Linked DNA regions of Homo sapiens: region 2 is linked to region 1. A link is an interaction called in ENCODE POLR2A ChIA-PET data of the cell type or tissue named here. Cell type or tissue: HepG2. All regions are shown on one strand. Links, peaks and the distances in the headings refer to the core of each region. The heading gives the core; the rest is flanking DNA. Region 1 overlaps MYO3B (myosin IIIB). Region 2 overlaps LOC100130256 (a long non-coding RNA gene).

Region 1 (5,387 bases), core at 261-5,260:
TAAGGTGAGGAGGGATGACCTCCAACCAGGAATTCAATGAGTGGTCTCTGGGCAAGACGAAGAGTGGAGAATCACAGAGTCAGGCCTGTTGAGCTTTCATCAGGGCTAACCGAATGCAATTACACTTACAGAGGGTTCTTCAAGTTAGGCCTGCTGGACTTTGGTTAGCAGTTTCTTCAGAGATCCATTCCACGCATACAAACACACACACAACAAAGACAAGATGGACAGAAGGCCTTCCAAATCAAGATCCCTTGCCAAGAATTCCAAGAGTATTCCTTCCAAACTAACCTCCTATTCTCCATCTGAGAAATCTCCCCAGAATCTTCCTGATTGAGGAGAAATCTCTGGAACCAAGACTCTTCTTACTCATTAGGGAGGGCCAGCTGAGACCTTGAAGGAGCCAAACCTATCAGGAGAAGGGAGGAGGTGTTGGCAGCTCCTAGAATACCCACCAAATCAGACACCGATAATGGGGCTACAGCTACAGACACTCCAAGATTGGGCTACAGACAGAGACACACCCTGCAATACGGCTCCAGTTACAGACACCCTGTGGTGGAGCTACAGACAGACATCCTACCATGGGGCTACAGTTATGAAATGTCTCCGCAGGACTATTTCTCTATTGCAATTAAATTCATGCACATTGGGCTGGCAGTGACCTGCCAGTAGAGACAGTGCCCGAGTCAGCCCCTAATCCAAGAGAACTAGGTGGCTGCTTGGGCTGGCCTCTGGATCCATCAAAGGAGAGGGGCTACCGAACCACGGGCAGGTAGCCACAAAGGCAATCCCAGACCAGCCCCCAAATTTGTAACCACCTAACGGGCTCACCTTGCCCACTGCCTAGACAGAGCCAATTGATCAAGACAGGGAAATTGCACTAGAGAAAGAGTAATTCACATAGAGCCAGCTGTGTGGGAGACCAGAGTTTTTTTTATTACTAAAATCAGAGAATTTGGGGATCTGAATTTTTAAGCATAATTCTGTGGGTAGGGGGGACAGTGCATTAGGAGTTCTGATTGGTCAGTTCAGAGATGAAATCATAGGGAGTTGAAACTGTCCTCTTGCACTGAGTCAATTCCTGGGTTGAGGCCACAAGACCAGATGAGCCAGTTTATTGAGCTGGGTGGTGCTAGCTGTTCCATCGAGTGCCGGGTCTGTAAAATACCTCAAGCATTGATCTTAGGTCTTACAATACTGATGTTATCCCCAGGAGCAATTTGGAAAAATTTAGAATCTTGCAGTCTCCAGCTGCATGACTCCTAAACCATGATTTCTAATCTTGTGGCTAATTTGTTAGTCCTGCAAAGGCAGTCTAGTCCCCAGGAAGGAAGGGGGTTTGTTTTGGGAAAGGGCTGTTATTGTCTTTGTTTCAAAGCAAAACTATAAATTCCTCCTAAAGTTAGTTCAGCTTACACCCAGGAATGAAAAAGGACAGGCTGGAGGTTAGAAGCAAGATGGAGTCATCAGATCTCTTTTCACTGTAATAATTGTCTCAGTTATAATTTTTGCAAAGGTGGTTTCAGTGGCAGTATATAATGTTTAAGAAATATGGTTTAGGAATCAAAGTGGGTTCAGATATAGGCATGGCCATCTACTGGCTGTAGGACTCTGGGAATTCTACCTAAAATATGTTAGTCTTAACTTCCTCATATGTGGAATGGGAAGAATAATATTATTTACCTCATAGGTTATTTTGAGAATTTAGTGACATAACATAGGAAGTGTTTAGTACAGTGATTTCAGATAGGAAACACTCAATAGATACTGTATTACTCAAGTTTTGATAACTATTTAAAATTCCATGTGTGGAGCCCATATGTATATAGAAGCTTGCTCAACTGCTGTGGTGTAGGGACTGTAACACAATTTGTAAAACTTACTCGTGACTACTCTGAAGGCTAATCATTCACAAGGAACCAAACAGGATGTTTATCATGTGGGCAGAAAGCACGCTTGCTCAGCTCCAACTGACTTACATTGTTTTGTAAGTCCGTGTTGTAGGAGGAAAGTATACTGGGTTAGACAGACAATGGTTTTGTCCAGAATATGGCTTCTATTGATCATTTTGATATTGGTCTTATAGGGGCCAAGGGAAGACTTCCTCACTCTCTGAAAGTTTGCTGAAAATAAACTGACAAGAGGCAGATTAATATGAGAAAATGCATACAGATGTATTAACGGGAATAGGGGAGAATCACAGAGTGATTACCCACCAGACAAATGGTACACAGATGGTTATATACCCTTCTTAAGGGAGAGGGAGATGGAGAAGTGTGGATATTTTGGTGGGGGGGTGGGGCGGTAAATGATTTTAGGGGAATTTAATGGCCTTGAAGAACATACAATGGCCTGGGACAAAGTCTGTTAGGTCTGCAAAACAAACAGTGGTTTGGGACAAGTCTGTCCAGTTGTGTTGACAGACTGCAGCCCTTCTTCCTGTGATAGGAGTTTAGTTAATGAAAAACTCAGGGAAGGGATCACAGGTAATTGTTTTCTTTGGTGGGTCTAGGCTTTAGGCAGATAAATGAATTTCAGAGAACAGCTTCATCCTGGGCTATGGGAGAGACAGAGGATTAAGAGATGGGGGTTGGGGGTATCAGAGAGACCTTGATTCTTCTTCAGTTCAACATGTCAACATGGGGTATATGAACCCAGTTCAACATGGGGTATATGTTTCTGTACCCCAACAGTTTCATTAGAACTATTTTTCTTACCAATAAATAAAAAGATCTCCTTGCTGAGTTGCATGGTAGCAGAACTCTCCTTCTGCCACTGAACGCACTTTGCATCCTTGATATTTAAAACTACGCTAAAACTAAATCAATCACAGTAATGATGGAAGGAGAACTAATGTTATTTGTTATATGTGCGCAAGGCAGCAGTTTTGACTAACCAATTTTATTAATGAGGAAAACAGAGGCTTTTAAAAGTTAAATACAGTCATCAGTCACTTAATAAAGTGATATATTCTGAGGACTCTGTCATTGGGTGATTTTTGTCGTCGTTCATTCATAGAGTGTGCTTACACAAACCTAGATGGTATAGCTTACTATACACCTAGGCTATAAGCTATCGCCTTTCGCTGTGAGACTACAAACCTGTATAGCATGTTACTGTACTGAATACTGTAGGCAATGTAACACAGTGGTATTTTTGTATCTAAACATAGAAAAGATACAGTAAAAATGTGGTACAAAAGATTAAAAATGGCACACCTGCATAGTGCACTTACCATGAATGGAGCTTACAGGACTGGAAGTCACTCTGGGTGAGTCAGTGAGTGTGTGGCGAGTGAATATGAAGGCCTGAGACATTAGTGTACACTCCTGTAGACTTTATAAATAATGTACACTTAGGCTATACTGAATTTATTTTAAAATGCATTTTATTCAGTAATAAATTAACCTTAGTTTACTTTAACTTTTTTTTATGAACTTAAAAAGGCCTGTAAAACAAAGAATGGTTTGGGACAAGTCTGTCTAAAAGACTTTTTCACTTTTTTTTTTGTAATAACACTTAGCTTAAAACACAAACACATTGTACAACTGTACAAAAATCTTCTTTCTTTATATCTTTATTCTATAAACTTCTATTTAAAAATTTTTTACTTTTATTTTTAAAATTTTTTGTGAAAAACAAAGACACCAACACATACATTAGCCTAGGCCTACACAGGCTCAGGATCATCAATATCACTGTCTTCTACTAATGCCACATCTTGTCCAACTAGAAGGTCTAACACGCATAGTGTCATCATCTCCTATGATAACAATGCCTTCTTTTGGAATACCTCCTAAAGGACCTGCCTGAGGCTGTTCCACGGTTAATGTTTTTTGTTTTGTTTTTAATGTAAGTAGAAGAAGTACACCCTAAAATAATTACTTTTTTGTTTCTTTGAGACAGAGTTTCGCTGTGTTGTCCAGGCTGGAGTGCAGTGCCATGATCGTGGCTCACTACAACCTCTGCCTCCCGGGTTCAAGCAATTATCCTCCCTCAGCCTCCTGAGCAGTTGGGACTACAGGTGCCCACCACTACGCCTGGCTAAGTTTTATATTTAGGTAGAGACAGGGTTTCACTTCGTTGGCCAGGCTGGTCTCGAACTCCTGACCTCAAGTGGTCCACGCACCTTGGCCTCCCAAAGTGCTGGGATTACAGGCATGAGCTATCGCACCTGGCTAAAATAATGATTACAAGTATTGTAAATACGTAAACCAGTAACATAGTTATTTACTATCATTATCCAGTATTATATACTGTACATTATTGTACATGCTCTGCTTCGATATGATTGGCAGCGCAGGTTTGTTTACACCAAATCACCACAAACACATGAGTAATGAAGTGCACTATGACATTATGTCTACAACATTACTAGGCAATGGGATTTTTTCAGCTCCATTATAATCTATGGGACTAATGTAGTATATACAGTTTACCATTGACTGAAATGTCCTACTTCTATGGCACATGAGTGTAACAGGTGCATGGCCACACAGCTAGCAAGAATTTCAACCAGGTTTGTCAATAGCAATCACTCAGCCTAGAAAAGCTTTTCTGGTCTCTTTTTTTATCCTAAGGTAAAGAACATATACTTTGGAGAGGATTTTCTCTTTGTCAAATCCCCACTTTTGGGAAGAATTATTTGCTAGATGATGCCCTAATAGAACCCACTTTCCAGGTTGTTTCTAAAAGCATTTTTGGTTAAAAAATTAAATGATGCTACTACTACTATAATGAAATTAGCTCAGGAAGACAAACTCTTAGGCTACACAACAGCCTTCTCAGCCCTTTTGGTTTGGAGTTTTGGGGCTGGCTTTGGAGCTCCGTGGAAGGCCTGATACAGAGAGAGGTCTAGTTTAAAAGGCTGAGAGAAGCAACTTCTGGTTTGTTCCTTGTCGGAAATTCTTTTAGATCCATTCCAAGTTCAGGAGAACCTTATGAATATGCAAATATACAAGAGATCCCTCACCAACCGAAGACCTTTTTAAATTCTTCAATTAGAAAATACTCCAATAACATATTGTGAATTGGTGGGTTCTTGGTCTTGCTGACTTCAAGAATGAAGCCATGGACCCTCGCGGTGAGTGTTACAGTTCTTAAAGATGGTGTGTCCAGAGTTTGTTTGTTCCTCCCGTCCGGAGTTGTTCATCCCTCCCGGTGGGTTTGTGGTCTTGCTGGCTTCAGGAGTGAAGCTGCAGACCTTTGCAGTGAGTGTTACAGCTCATAAAGGCAGAGTGGACCCAAAGAGTGAGCAGCAGCAAGATTTATTGCGAAGAGTGAAAGAACAAAGCTTCCACAGCGTGGAAAGGGACCCCAGCGGGTTGCCACTGCTGGCTCTGGCAGCCTGCTTTTATTCCCTAATCTGACCCTACCCACATCCT
Region 2 (5,387 bases), core at 206-5,205, 220 kb after region 1:
ACAGGCCGGGTGCAGGGGCTCATGCCTGTAATCCCAGCACTTTGGGGGGCTGAGGTGGGTGGATAACCAGGTCAGGAGATCGAGATCATCCTGGCTAACATGGTGAAACCCCGTCTCTACTAAAAATACAAAAAAGTAGCCAGGCGTGGTGGTGGGTGCCTGTAGTCCCAGCTACATGGGAGACTGAGGCAGGAGAATGGCGTGAACCTGGGAAGCGGAGCTTGCAGTGAGCGGGGATTGTGCCACTGCACTCTAGCCTGGGCGACAGAGCGAGATTCCGTCTCCAAAAAAAAAATACGGAGACATTGAGGATGACCACAAAGAATGCTTTAAGAATAACAGTATCTCTCCATGCAGAAGTTGAAGAATTTGATCATCTCACTAGCAGTGAAATCAGCAAAGAAATATTTGAGAGATTTCACTAACACCATGAATGCATTGGATTCATTTCTTTTCTTCACTGGGGTTCCCTTCTTTCTTTCCCCTGCAAACAGGGAGACGGTGGGTGTCATTGACATTATGTATGACTTTTTATTTTGTTTCTCCTCCTTCCTGACCCCTCCCCCACCCCATCTGAAGAGTGGGGCCATCATGATGTCACATTAAGCTAAGGGTATCCGTAAGGATAAAAGGCTGGGTGGGTACAAGGTCATGATTTATAATAGAAACACTTCTCCATGACCAGCATATTGTAAGCTCCACTTGATCAAGTTAATGTCGTGGCAAGTTACGTGTGTAATTTATTTCTTTGGGCGAAACTAGTCCTATAATAACGGTACACTTTATGTAAAATCTGTCAGCAGGCACTGAGTTAATAAAAAGACCATATCACCAAGACATTTATAGAACCAGATTCAGTACATCTTAGTAATTGATTCTTCCTTTGGTGATTTATTATTACTGTGAAGGCATATGGACTGATACTGGGTGTTCAGAATGAAAAGTAAAAAGATTCAATCTAGAATCTGGACCTTATGGCCTACCGTGCACCAAGCATTATCTGGCCTTTTCTAAATAGTATCAGCATGTTCCCAAGTCTCTGGAGGATGAAACACCCAGGCTGAAACTATCACTTGTCAGTCCTGAGTTTAGGGTATGTAGACATAGCTTAATACCATAACTCAGAAAGAAGAGGGGAAAGCCTTTAGCAAATAGGATAAATCCTTGTTAAGTTAGAGCTAATTACACAGCGTATATAAGACTTTCAGTGGTTTAAATTGAATTCCCTCTGAATTGTGAGGATCTTATTCATGAATAAGAGTCTGATTAGCTTTAGTAGCTTTTCCAAAGTATGTGTTCAGGAAAATAAGACCTGCCCTCAGAGGCTGAGTCTAGCAACTCAGTCTCATAAACGGATGTGTTTATTAGTTTGTAATGTAAGTCTATAAACTATAGCGTTTTTTGTTTTTGTTTTTGAGATAGGGTCTCACTCTGTTGTCCAGGTTGGAGTGTAGTGGTGCCATCACAGCTCACTGCAGCCTCGACCTCCTGGGCTCAGGTGATCCTCCTACCCAGCCTCCCGAGTAGTTGGGATTACGGGCACATGCCACCACGCCCAGCTAATTTTTCTATTTTTAGTACAGATGGGGTTTCGCCATGTTGCCCAGGCTGGTCTCAAACTCCTGGGCTCAAGTGATCTGCTTTGCCTAGGCCTCCCAAAGTGCTGGCATTTCAGGTGTGAGCCACCACTCCTAAACTACAACGTTTTTATTAGTGAATTAATTTTTCTTACAATAGTCCATTTTATATCAGATGATAATATTTTATATTGAATAAAATATCCTTTTCTTTTTCAAAAATTGTATCATTTAGGCCTTCCACAAAGTCAGACTACCCATCCACAGCACACACACTCATTCTCAAGTAATGAAATTGAACTGCACTATTATCATTATGCAAAGCTATGTAAAATAACACAAGTGCGTTAGGATGTATTTCACCCAGCTTTTGTCTACAGGAAAACCTGAGAAAAAAATGAAATGGGTGTCTATCCCTAATTCCTAACAGTAAATGTCCTTGCCTTTGGACCTTTCTGTGTTCTTGGACAGAGAGATCAAGGTGAAAAATATCAAGGAGTAAGAACAGACAAGGCTAAGATGAAAGAAGTTTGCCAACCACCTGCCAGATGGGAAAATCCTTACAGTTCATGAGCATCTGAATTTCCCAAGATTTTTTAGAGAGAGACATAAGTTATACATAGAAGATGAATTGCCTGAGCCTCTGAATCACAAACTCTCTAAGACCGCCTAATGTTATTTTTAAAAATGTATGAATACATACATCTTCATTTTTACTTTATAATCTGAGCTACAGAAAATTTACTACAGCATTATCACCCAGGCCTCATTACCTCTTGGTTAATTAGCTAACATTTGTAAAGTGCTTTGAAGATGAAAAGCATCATATAAATACTAAGAATTATTAAATAACATGAGGGGGAAATCATAAAATAGCTACATTGTTAACATTAATTTGTATTTTATCTGATTATCTTCTCCCTAGCATTTGACATTTAGGGCTGGACTATATATAAAGGCTGAGGAAGTTACAATGTCTATTACAGCTGCGCTCAGGATTTCAACTAGCTCCAAATTAATACTTGCCAAAAAACAAGTTTCAAGCAGAAACAAATCAACTGTCCAGAGATCGCCACTTATACTGGTTAAAGTGTTAACTAGTTAAGCAAACAATTTGCCCCCCGCCCCGCCCCACCCACAGTTAAAGGGAAAGCTCTGTTAATCCAGAGACTATTAATAAACATTTCTACGTCAAGAAAACACAAAATATACTCATGAATAGTGAGCTCAGCCAGACCATTTTGGTGTGAAACATGTGATTCCACTTTGCACCCACGGTACAGTTGCAGATCCTGCTGCTGAGTAGCTCAGGGCGGTATATTATGCAGTGTTGACTGTTCCGGACATTTTGCTGTCATCAAAGTGAGTTAAACAAACTTTTCTGAAGCTGCAGTTCCACTCCCCGTCATCTCACCTCTCCCTTCCCCCAATCCCAAACGGACAGGACAGGCAAACCTGCCTTAGAAAGTCTTTGGCAGCCTGCCAGGGACTGATACAAGGAGGGAAAAAAGCTATAGTAAAATATTATTTAAATATATGTATCATGAAAGCTTTCAATAAAACAGGAAGTAATAGATCAAGTACATTCAAAGTATTTGCAAACTGCTTAATTGGGTAAGGGCAAGTCAAACTCTTCTGATCACAGCAACTTCCTTATTGTAAAGCCCACTTCAGTGATACTGAAGTTAATCCCAAGTCCTGTAACAGGAAACGCATCCTTATTAAAGTAACATTAAGTGCTCCTTTTTTATTGATCTTTCCCTTCAGCTTAATGATAGAAACTTACTGATGTTTTAATAATAACCTCACAAGCTTTATCTCATTTTACTTTGCCTTGCTACTAAAAGATGCAGTGGAAACTAACTTAGCATAAACATTTTGCAGATGTCTTTAAAGGCCAGAGGGAGGTGAAAAAAAAAAGATTCAATTGAGCTGCATGTTAACAAAGATGGCTGAAAAACTAAAAGATAAAAGGGAGGCTCCAGTGTGAACATCAAAGAATTGTTAATGACAAGAAATACCATTAGGGTTAGCATCTCTTTTGTTTTAACCCTTTCACACCTGCAGTGTGTGGTGAGCTAAGCCTTTGTTCCAAAATCTGAATTACCTCCATTAGCATTTATAGAAAAATGGTTGCAAAACAACAGAAATGTACTTTTGATTCTCCCCCTTTGCTTGAAAAGTCAGAAATTAGCTAGGTATCTGTGGGTTTCCTTCTAGTTACTGGGTGTAACTATAGAGACTATAGAGGTGGAAGGTAATAGGTTGCAAATGAGTTTGGTTGAAATGTGAGAATAGCTTTGTAACTGAAAAACAGAAGTAATACCAGCAATGTGGAGAAGCTCACATAAGAAGCTCAGACATTAGCAATAGCAAAATCAGAGCGTGAAATTCAGATTAGCCCTCCCCAGGCTGTGAGAGGAAGGGGGTATTGCAAGACTTGGCATGGCTAAAGGTGTAACCTGTTTTATTTGGCCCCTGAAAAATTTTAACAGATGGTGGGACCAGCTGTCTTTTTCAGCCATTTAATAAACTCTTCGGTGGTAACAGTTTGGAAAGTGGGGGTTTTTCGTTTTAGGCCAGAGGAGAAAATAAAGAAATCTGTCCTAAATTGTCTTTGCCAAGTAGTAAAGCCTGGAAACATTTTGAAAAGTTAAAGACCAAAAAAAAAAAAAAAATCTAACAGACTATACAGTTGTCATTATATTTTTTAAGAGAGCAGCAATAAAAACAAATCTGCCAAATAAGATGACTAAATACTGGCCAAATGCATTTTGTATCAATCTTCTAATCTGGGTTTTAAATTTTGGTCTTTTAAAAAGAGATGCCTGGTTATCCTGTTTAAGGCTTATTGGCAAATTAACAGCACTTTAAGGCAACTATCCACAGCAGCACAAAAAGAAGCAAACTAAACATTTATTACAAGTTAGTACTCATAAGATAAATACTTACTCATAATGAAGGGGTGAATTCCCTCCAATTTACATAATTAGTCTAAAATGGCATAGAACCCTCCTAATCATGTCATGTAAATTACAGAATCCAGGCCAGACCTCAGGGAATGTGGAAAATGCTCATGTCAACTTATTTTCAGAACAGGATCTAAGAGATTTTGCAATTTTGTAAAATTGGGCATTTTTCCCCACCAATAAAATGGCAACTCTCAATTACGAGAGAAAGAGTTTACTTACAAAGATTCTCTCCAATGGCTACAAACACAACTCCTCTTTTTGCAAGTGTTCATGATTCCTGGCTGAGCAACAGCTACTTCCATGTGACAAAGCTTTGTTTGGCCCACAGGCCTATTATGGATACCAGATCTATATTGTCCCAAGTAAATTGCAACAGTAAAATGCAAACTCTTTTTAGGAGAGATTCAGACACCTCAGCCATTTGCAGCTTTCATTATGTGTAGTAAATCTCTTTTACTTAGATTCCAGCTTGCTTGCTTTCTGGACTGCTAGTGATGTTTGCTTCTAAAACAATTAGTAAAGTGTAGCTGGTTGAAGAAAGCATAATGAATAATCCTACCTGGAATAAGTTATACAGTCATCAAGCTAGTTACCAGAATTCCCAGAATGCCATTTCTAATTCCCCGACTGCCATGACAAATTGCAGTTCTTCTTTTAGGAACACTTTTTCTTTCTTTTTTTTTTTGAGACGGAGTTTCACTCTTGTTGCCCAGGCTGGAGTGCAATGGCGTGATCTTGGCTCACCGCAACCTCCGTCTCCCGGGTTCAAGCAATTCTCCTGCCTCAGCCTCCTGAGTAGCTGGGATTACAGGCATGCGCCACCACCCCGGCTAATTTT

Evidence for each region. Peaks named below come from ENCODE experiments on the same cell type or tissue, not always from the same donor. Only the 100,000 strongest peaks of a DNase experiment are listed, where the experiment ranks them.
Region 2: POLR2A ChIA-PET joins it to region 1 with 5 read pairs; 2 of 35 experiments call an interaction of 5 or more read pairs at or near these places.

The regions. Positions count from the first base shown.
Region 1 is chr2:170,453,871-170,459,257 of GRCh38, forward strand. The region is part of intron 23 of MYO3B (myosin IIIB); the gene reads left to right. Among named protein-coding and RNA genes, the nearest start is that of MYO3B-AS1, 110 kb to the left of the region's middle. In HepG2, for the core only: no CTCF peak of the experiment used is centred there; DNase peaks (open chromatin) are centred at 1,931, 2,421 and 3,264.
Region 2 is chr2:170,676,811-170,682,197 of GRCh38, forward strand. All of the region lies in intron 3 of LOC100130256 (a long non-coding RNA gene), which reads right to left. Among named protein-coding and RNA genes, the nearest start is that of LINC01124, 35 kb to the right of the region's middle. RefSeq lists enhancers at 3,495-4,044, 5,145-5,387 and a silencer at 4,815-5,015. In HepG2, for the core only: no CTCF peak of the experiment used is centred there; a DNase peak (open chromatin) is centred at 2,951.